Regions from separate parts of the Homo sapiens genome. Here region 2 is linked to region 1. The links are chromatin contacts, found by Hi-C or POLR2A ChIA-PET in ENCODE. All regions are on one chromosome and are shown on one strand. Each heading gives the region's core, a stretch centred on a gene start or an enhancer-like site at or near the end of the contact. The rest is flanking DNA. Distances are from core to core; before and after follow the strand shown. Region 1 holds the start of LINC02521 (long intergenic non-protein coding RNA 2521). Region 2 overlaps GMDS (GDP-mannose 4,6-dehydratase).

Region 1 (4,680 bases), core at 244-2,743:
TAACTTCATTAGAAAATATCACTTTCTTCAGACCCACACATTCATTTATTAGGCACTTACGCTCCATAAAATGAAATGCACAGCAAGGCCGCTTTCATGCTTCCTTGAAGTTCTATCAACTTATTTTGGGGGCAGATTTGACCTGTCAGAGCACTTCCTCCGTGGGAGCTCCATATCTAAATATGTGCATATATAGTTTTCTACTTTACTGACGGTAGCTTTCATAAAGCCGCTTGAAGTACTTACTAAAAATCCATCTTAAGACTCTTTCTGCATTTTGGGAGGCCGAGGCGGGTGGATCACCTGAGGTCAGGAGTTTGAGACCAGCCTGGCCAACATGGTGAAACCCGGTCTCTACTAAAAAATACAAAAAATAGTCGGGCATGGTGGCGGGTGCCTGTAATCCCAGCTCCGTACTCCAGAGGCTGAGGCAGAAGAATCGCTTGAACCCAGGAAGCAGAGGTTGCAGTGAGCCAAGGTCGCGCCATTGCACTCCAGCCTGGGTAACAAGAGTGAAACTCTGTCTCAAAAAAAAAAAAAAAAATCTTCCCCACACATAATGTGGCAGGACAGGAAACACTAGGATTCCTCCAGTTTATGGGGAGATTGGGAGAGCTGAGGCTTCACAATGACACAGCCGGGTATGGAAAACACCAAAAGAAATATGCCTTTTTGGATGACAATACTCCACCCCAATTTCCAAGTATGCTACAACTTTTCCTCAGCCTCGATGGGAGGTATTTACAGTGAGTGGTAGAAGCTTTACTGCAATGCCCTGGTAGACACAGGCTCCACCAGGCTTGGCTTCTACACTCTCACTGGGTCTATGGATGAGCACAGAAGCCAGGTTTCTGGCTCACAGAGAACCTAAGTGCTGAGTTTATATATAAAGTGCACAGTGTGAATAATTAAATATGAAAACGTGTACACACCAAACAGGACATTTTTACTTAATGCCAAAGAAGCACAAACGACCCTTTCTTTTGGGAGTTTCACAAGCATTTCTGCTCAACAGTAATCCCCCAGTGACAGTGATAGTAGTGGTTTCAATATTTTGTTTATAAAAAGCAACATTATAAAATGCCCTGAAAGGTCTTGGCTTCTTTTGTGAGCTCTGAACTATTCAGAAATTCAGCTTGCTATCTGGGGACAACAAATAAATCCCTACTCTAAAAAAATGGGATTCGGGTTTTTCTCCTGTGCTGCTTCCTGGCCTTAACGCTTCCTGGGGACTTACCGTCATTTGCTCAGTTACGGTTTCTATGGGATGAGTGGGGAAGCCGCGTGGTGAGGAAGCCTGGCTCGCACCCGGCCTGCGCTCTCTCGGGCCTGGCCGCATCGGCCACCAGGGGGCAGTGTTGTCATTCGCTGGCGACGCCGCCCCGCCCCGAGCGGATGCCACCCCGTTTCCAGCCTCCGGTGCTCACCGTAAGCTCTGTTATTATTATCTTTTGATTTATAAAGCGCCGTTCCTCAGCAGATTCCCCGCCCCCCAGCTGCTTCCGAGAAAGCTCGCAGAAGCGTTCGTGCGCAGGCGCGGAAGCCCCGCACAGCACGCGGTGGGCCCGGTTCGGGGGGGCGCACGGCCTGGGGCGTCGGGAAGAGGCTGCGGGCAGCGGGGCCTGCGGGCGCGGCGTGGCGGGGCGGGAAAACGGCTCTGTCCCGTGGGGCGCAGGCAGGAACGTGTTCCCATAAAAGACACAGGGAAGACCAACCCTGGGCGTTAGCCATCCAAACCTTCCCTCCCGTGCGAAACCCGCTGCCCTGCGGCCAGGACTGTGAGGGAAGCGATGGGAGGAACCCGGGAGCCCGCGAAGGCCGGGCCCCAGAGTCCGGGCGCCCCTGAGCGGGGCGGAGGGGACAAATAGAACCTTTTTAAGGACAGCTGAAAGAGATTATAAGCGCGGTGTGCTGGGACTTTGGAAAGGGCGCGAGTCATTAGTGGGGGCGAATCAGAGGGGAGTATGTTGACGGGATAATAACAAAAATAAAGAGGCTTGATAAGAAAGACACGGCTTTTGGAGTCAAAGGGAAAATCCGGGACAATGAGGGTTGGCAGGTTCCTGGGACACAAACCAGGAAAAACAGGGCCACACCGGAGCGGCCTGCCTGGCTCCAGCACAGCCGGTGCAGAAGCTAATTTTGTTCCGAGTCCTCCTAGCTCAACAAACATGCCGCCATAGCACCTATTTTCTTTTAGGTAATGCTCACAACAACCTAGCAAAGTGGGGATCATCTTCACCACTGTACAGATGAAGAAATTGAAGGTCAGACATTCAAGGTTATGTGGCCACATGAGAGAAATACCAGAGCTGGGATGAAGACTCAACGGCTCTCAGACACCAGGTTGCTTCTTGAGAGAAGCCGGATGGATGTGCATGCAGGGAGGTGAGCCTCAAAGCAGGTCCAGCTTTCTCCCGTGAGTGTTCCAGTGGCTTAGGGTTAGGGTTAGGGTCCAGAGGAGGAGAGGCGTCCAGAGCTGGGGCCGTCTGCGTTTTGCCTTGCTGTCCCAGAGTGGCAGCGAGGAGTGGCCTGGCCTAGAGGGTCTTTGTCTTATCTTGTGACTTGCTGTTTCTCCTCTGTCTGCAGGAGCTGGGGGAGGTTGGAGAAGCCGCAGCCCAGAAGGGGAGGGAGGACACCATGTCAGAGCTTGCTGGAGCAAGCTTTGGAGGAAGGCCACAGGGGACATTGTCACCAAGGGCCACGGCAGCGTGCACCCTGGGTTAGAGAAAGGGGCAAATTATGGATATGAAAAATGCTTCCCTCAATGAAAAGGACCCTGCTGAGACAGGATGGCTGTGGGCCAAATACCCCTACAGTGCCTGATTCTTTTATCTTATTATTTATTTAAACAAGACCAGCATTTTGCTTTAGATAGAAAATCTCTCTCTGCTACAAAATTGCAAGCCCTGGGAAAAGTCTCCAAGAATGGCTGATGCCACAGTCAAACAATAACATACATGTCGGGGTGAAACAGTGCACAGAGGATGAAAAAAGGGAAAAGCTCGAGGCCCCGGGAGGAAGGAGCTGGGAGGGTGGAGGGCGTGGAGGTGTGAGGGCCCAGAGGGATTGCCCAGGAAGGTATGGAGGACCGAAAATGGATCACCAGCCCTCATGGACAACTTAAACTAAAGGTGGAAAAGACAGAAAAGCTGGCAGGGGGAATTGTCTCCAGCCAACCTGTCAACTTTTGGAAAAAGATGGATCACAAAGAATGGGAAGTGGAAGAGAAGGAGAGGAGAAACCAAGAATAAAGAGCAGACGCTGTGGGCAGAGCTGTGGGGCGCCCATGCTGGCAGAGCTGGGTTCTAGGGCCCTGGTTTCGGCTGTGTAACCGCTTGCCCAGCCCTCATCTCATCCCTCAACAATGAGGGCCTGGCAAGGGAGGGTATGCTGGCCTATTTTTGTCTCATGTATTTGTGGACTCTGTCCAGAAGCTCTGAGATGCCAAGTTAAAATGGAGAAGGTTTGAGTCACCGCCACCTGGCCAGAGCCTCAGTGAGTGGGACGCCAGGGCTGGGGTCGGGGGCTGCAGAGTTGCTGTTGATTCACGCGGCTTCTCTGGGGTCTGGATCTCAGTTTGGCTGTGAGGCTAAGCCCTGAATGGGTGCATAGCAACGTTATTCTGGAGTGCTAACAGCCTACCCTTGCCACCCACGTCTTAGAGACATTAGAAAGTTGGGTACAACATTCCCCACCTCCCTCTGATTTTTCTGGAGTAGACTGTGATGAGGAGATGGTCAGTCTCCAATAAAGTCAGCACCTTCCATGAAAAATGACTTTCCCTGAAAGTTGTTTTGGAGTGTTAAAGAAAAATATCTTCAAAATTCTTTACCACTTTTTGAGCCCGATTCCAGATGTTTGGCATATCCTAAATTATCCACTTTAAGCTTTGATAATCCTAGGAGGTAGATACTGTTATTCCCGTTCCGCAGATGCAGAAACTGAGGCCCTCATTAATGCTGGGACCACTCATGGTCACAGCTGGTGGTGGTGGAATTGGGATTTGAAGTCAGATCTCTGACTCAGAACTTGGGTACTTCTTTCATGTTTCCTTTTCCTCCTTTATTCAAAGTAGCTTAATTGCTTTTGTAAAATAAACGTGAACATCACCCCAACTGCCGCCGTCCAGGGATAACCAGGAACAGTTTAATGAATGTCCTTCAAGACCTCTCTCTCTTGCATTAACTTGAATTCAAGCTTGTCAATACCCAGATTATTCCTTCTTGAAAGTCGGTCCTATGCATTTAATTGAATTGAAGTTGGTGGCTTTTCCTGCTCTTGACATTTGCCTGAGTTGGCCTCGGGATTCTGTAAAGGAAGCGCCTTCTGGGCTGCAGTTTTCTCTTTCCCTACTCCCCGTGGTGTCTGCTCCTCACCTCAGTCAGATAAGACCTTGGTCCTCCTTTCCATGCCCCCAGAAAGGACCCAACTAGCTCTTCCAAAGATGTGCTTGGAATTCCCGGACAGCTAAGGGATCAGCTGCCAGGACGGGGCTGTTGCACGGTTGGCGTGTGGGGGCCAGTGTTCCGTGGAAGGTGCCTAGAGATGGGCCGCCTCCTCCATCTTCCCCAGGCCTCCTTCACCTGTGGGCAGGAGATGTTTGTGACGTTCCTTCCGGTCAGCAGGACTTCAGGAAGAGCCGCCGCTAAGCCTGGGGGCAGGACTAGCCAGGCTCCC
Region 2 (4,629 bases), core at 963-3,462, 470 kb after region 1:
ACAAATTCTCTCTGAATCCTAGTATCTTTATTCAAGTGTTCTTTCTACCTATGACTTTAAACTTTCAGTATTTACATGATACGGTCTTGGTTATATAATCATATCTTGTCAGTGTAATATATCCAGATAGAATTTTAAATACCAGTGGAGTTTTTTGTTCTTTGTTGGCTGTAAGGACTTAGAAATACATCAAAATTGAGAGCAGACTTTTTTATTCTAAATATTCAGAAGTGGAGTTCCTTTTAATAATTTTGACCTTGCTTACAATACTTGTATTAAATTTATGTTTAGAAACAGAGTCCTTATTTGGCATCTACTTTGCCCCATTTTAAGAGTTTCTTTTAAAAGAAGCAGTTGATGTGTTCTGACTGGTATTTGAAGAATTTAACTGATTCATTTAACTTCAGAAAGTACAGCAAAGAAAAGAAAAAGCATAGTAGAAATCTAAATTTGTGGTTTATGAAATGGAAGCATAGTTAGGGTCTTTTCTACAGTGTATCCTCTCTCAATGTATAAATACACTGTCTTAGTTATTTAATATTGATTTGTGGTGATGTAGGCTAAAGGCTGCCATCTGACATTCATATCATGTAAGATTTTCTTGCCTCACATTCTGAGGCCCACATTTTGTTTGTAGGGAAGTGACCTTTTGCTTTGCTCCTTGTTTCTTCTACTCATGGATCTCAGGCCTTAAAGTGGTGCGCATGAAGCTGTCCGGTATCAAGGTAGTTTTGGTTTTGGATGCTGTTGTTGGTAAAGAACAAGCTTCACGCTCACCCTTCCCTGCAGTTTGCAGACCCTCAGAGAGCTAAGGAGGGAAATGGAAAGAATTGGAGCATGACTGTTGCTAACACATCTTTCCTTCTGAGGAAGGAAGGGAAAGAGCAGGCAAATGTAGAAACAATAAAGATGGAAGGGGCACCCTTAGAGAAGTTTGTACCTCCTCAGTGTAGGGGCATGAAATGACACCCACAAAGAAGAGCCATGGTATTGTCTTGCTTTCTGCCTCAGTATTGGCTAACTTTCACTTTAAAGGAATTTTTAAAATTGGTAGGACATAATAAATGCTTCAATGAAGGCACCTTAGTCATCCAGCCATTTGTTCGCTTATTTAAGCAGTACTTATTGACTGCCTGCTGTGTGAATCCGGTTGTTTCACTAGGCATTGAAGGTACAAGAGGAATGTTGTTCCCATGGAATTAATACCAGTATATATATACGATTTAGTGGAGTGGGATGTTGCCGAAATGGAAGTCTGTGTAACTTGTGATGGGAGCAAGGAGGTAAGAGCAGCCAGAGGAATTATCAGAGGAGGATTGGCTTGGGCTGGGTTTTTTTCAGGCAGGCTAGCTGGGGGCAGGCATTTTAGGAAGAAGCTGCATGTAAAGACAGGAAAGGGCATATTACGTGTGAGGGTGGGGGAAGATGCATGGCAAGAGATTAGGTGGAATCATAAGGGCATCGTATGTCTTCTGGTAGAATTAAGGTTTATGGGGGACCTGTAAAGTTGAAGAGGTTTTGACTCTGATGAGATTTGAATTTTGAAAGATCATTCTGCTAGCTTTTAGATCATTCTGGTAGATGATGTTCTGGTAGACAATGAATTGGAGAGGGAAATGAAACTGCAGGTGTGATGACCAGTAAGGAAACTAGTATACTAGTTGAGATTAGGGATGATGAGGAGCTAGATGAGGCAGTATAGATAAAACAAAGAAAATGGGTGTGGTAAGTATCAAGAAGACAGAATAGATAGAATGTATTGACTAATTGGTGGGTATAGAGGAGACATCTAGGATGACTTTCCCATTTTGCCTTAAGTGACTGGGTGAGTATTAGCACCCATATCTTCCTGGTTAACCAAGTGAAATGCTACGAAAAGTTTAAGGAAGACAAGGTCTGAAAAAATGTCCACTGAATTAGGTATCTAGGAAGTCATTGGTGAATTTACTGAAATGGGAAAGTGTAATGATTCAGTCACAGTTTAAAATTGCTTGGGAGAAACAGTGGCCTTGAAGGTGTCATAGGTTTGCTGGGCAGTTCTGACTATGCAATTGCAATTGAATCATCTATTTGTAGAGGCAACGGTCTTCCCTGGGATTTTCCTTGGCCTATTTCAGCTGCCTGGGATTAGGAACAGAGAATGTAAACAAGATCTTGGCTGATGAGGAAGGAGTGGGATGGCAGAGTTGGGGTTTTGCTCACTAGGTGTGACAGGCTGGCAAGGTGTCAGACTCTTGGAGGAACTGGGAGAACAATTAGCATTGGCCACATTTTTTGCAGGTGAAGAAACTGAGGCCTGCTGATGAGTGATTTATCACAGCAGAAGGAGCATGCTTTTGGAGTAAGATAGCGCCTGACTTGATACTTATTAACTCTGTGACCTGGGAACATTATTTTAAAATCTTTCTTCACATAAATCTTCTTACTCTGCCATTCCAGATGAAGAATCTAAGAGCAGCTATTTGTGGGTGATTGTGAGGAGTAGTATGAATAAGGTTCTAGGGTTCAGAGTCAGATCCGAATTTGAATTTCAGATGTCCTTGTGTAATTTACTTGAACTCTGAGCTTGTTTCTTCATCTGTACAATGAAAATATTCTTACATGCTGTTTTGAAGCCTAAAACTACAAGAGATAATTGTAATATTTTCTTAGTATAGGGACTGGCAAAGAGTAACAGCACAGAAACTGACAGCCATTTATTATGTTGTTATTTTTACTGGGAATCTTTGGGAACAGTTGGGCTTTTCTTTCCCTCAGAATTTGTGTCAGTTACTTTATGGAGTTTCAGTAAGATAAACTGAAGATATTCAGTATAGGAGTGAATTTTCCCAAATTTGTTCTGCCTGATACTCCATATGTTTTTTCTGCATGGGGACCGTCTTCAGTTCTGGCTAGTGTTCTGCGAGTGTTAACGTGAATGCTCACGTTCTCTGTTTTCTTGCTTCTTTTTTGTTTTTCCTGTTGAATGCTTTGCTTGTTGGGTCGCCCAGTCTGTCATCCATTTAGTCTGTTTCCATACTTGTCTTTCATATTTACTGGCTTTTTATCTCTGAGTAACTTCAGATGATTTCTTCTAATATTTGCCTTGATTCTTTTTTTTATCTTTATTTTTTTACCTTTGTCAAGTCTACTGTTCAACCCATCCTTGAGTTCATTTTAATAACTATGTATTTTCCTACGTGGAATGTCTGTGTTTCTTTTTCAGAACTGCCCATTTTTATTTCAAAGTGTTCTCTTGTTGCATTATGAATTTGATTCCTTCCTTTATGTCTCAACTCTATATATTTTAAAGTCCTGTGGAGAATATTCTGTTGTCTAATATATGCTATATGAGCTGACATTATTTTATTTAGCTTTTAACATGAGTTGTCTTCCACAGGATGCAGATTATGAGATAAACATACTATGCTATGTGATGGTTATTTTGTGTGCCAACTGACATTTGGTCAGACATTCTGGGTGTATCTGTGAGGGTGTTTTTGGATGAGGCTAACATTTGTGTTGGTAAACTTGAGTATAACAGATGGCCCTCCCTAATGTGGGTGGGCCCCATCCAATGAGTTGAAAGGCTGAATGGAACAAAAAGGCTGACTCTCCCATGAGTAAGAGGGAATTTCTCCTGCCTGATATCCATGAGCTGGGACATGGGTCTTCTCCTCCCTTTGGACTCAAAGTGAAATACCAGCTGTTCTCAGGTCTCAAAGCTGCTGGCTTTCAGACAGGAACTATACCAAGGCTCTCCTGGCTCTTCAGCGTGTGGACTGCAGATCTTGGGATTGCCAGTTTCTCTCTCATACTGTTTCTATGTCTCTCCACACACTTTATTGGTCCTATTTCTGGAGAATCCTGACTAGTACAGATTTTGGTACTGGGAGTGGTTCTAGAGGAGCAGAGTTTCCAGGATGGGTTTTCTGAATGTGATTCTGGGGTTTCTAGAAGTGGCTCTCTAATCTGATAAGACTAAAATATGCTGATAACTCTTTCCAGTAGTAAGGAGAGCACTGATAGGCCATGGCATGATCTGGCAATAGAGATATACAAGATATCACCATTGGATACTCCTAACCAACCACTTAAAGCAATCAAGGATCTGGGTACTGTGTATATGATATTTTTGAACATTTTTGGTAAACTAACAAATACGGTGAGATTGGCTGGTTGTCACTGGACAAAGTGGGGAAAGAAAAGGATGAGCTCAAGCATTTTATTTTCCAGCTCAAACACCACATAAATGCCCTGAAGGCTTGTATGTGTGCCCTGAAGGAGAACCTTAAGTTGTATTAGTTGCAGGGCTGAAATGGCTAAAAAACCCAGAATCTTATCCTGTGACTGGCTGTATTATGATGCAAATTGAACTCCCAGTCTCATAGGGTGAATACTGTTAAAGGCATTGATTGGGAAGGAAGGGGGTGCCGAAAGTTGGGATGGGGATGTGTGGGAAGATCCTGATGAAGCTGGGGATATCGAACCCTAAATTCTGATGAGTCCTCTTTGCCAGTGGATGTGGCCTCTCCACCCCCAATGGGAGTAGCCTCTCCACCCCTGTTTGAGGGCATTAACCCTGCATTGTCTAAGGAAACTGTAGTGGCTTCCTTGAGGCAGTTGCTTTGTAAGATAATGCTGAGTCTA

The links. A loop is a pair of places that touch in the nucleus more often than their neighbours do. ChIA-PET counts read pairs that join two places held with the same protein, here RNA polymerase II (POLR2A). Pooled maps may share reads with other maps.
Region 2: a loop to region 1 is called in a map of ascending aorta, with 3 times the contacts of the local background. The contact joins the enhancer-like site here to the promoter of LINC02521 in region 1. A Hi-C loop is called at or near these places in 1 of 168 maps with a recorded cell type or tissue (ascending aorta) and 7 of 50 pooled maps. POLR2A ChIA-PET finds 5 or more read pairs at or near these places in 1 of 52 experiments (activated CD8-positive, alpha-beta memory T cell).

The regions. Positions count from the first base shown.
Region 1 is chr6:2,631,313-2,635,992 of GRCh38, reverse strand. It overlaps LINC02521 (long intergenic non-protein coding RNA 2521), which reads right to left and starts at 1,493. Exons shown (of 3, transcript NR_149119.1): 1 at 1,238-1,493. LINC01600 (long intergenic non-protein coding RNA 1600) reads left to right here and starts at 1,390. Exons shown (of 3, transcript NR_131168.1): 1 at 1,390-1,428; 2 at 2,201-2,388.
Region 2 is chr6:2,164,419-2,169,047 of GRCh38, reverse strand. All of the region lies in intron 1 of GMDS (GDP-mannose 4,6-dehydratase), which reads left to right. Among named protein-coding and RNA genes, the nearest start is that of GMDS, 79 kb to the left of the region's middle. Within about 2 kb of position 2,212, at least 3 of the 41 ENCODE cell types and tissues checked have a DNase peak (open chromatin) inside an H3K27ac peak, as active enhancers do; they include ascending aorta, where a contact is called at or near this core.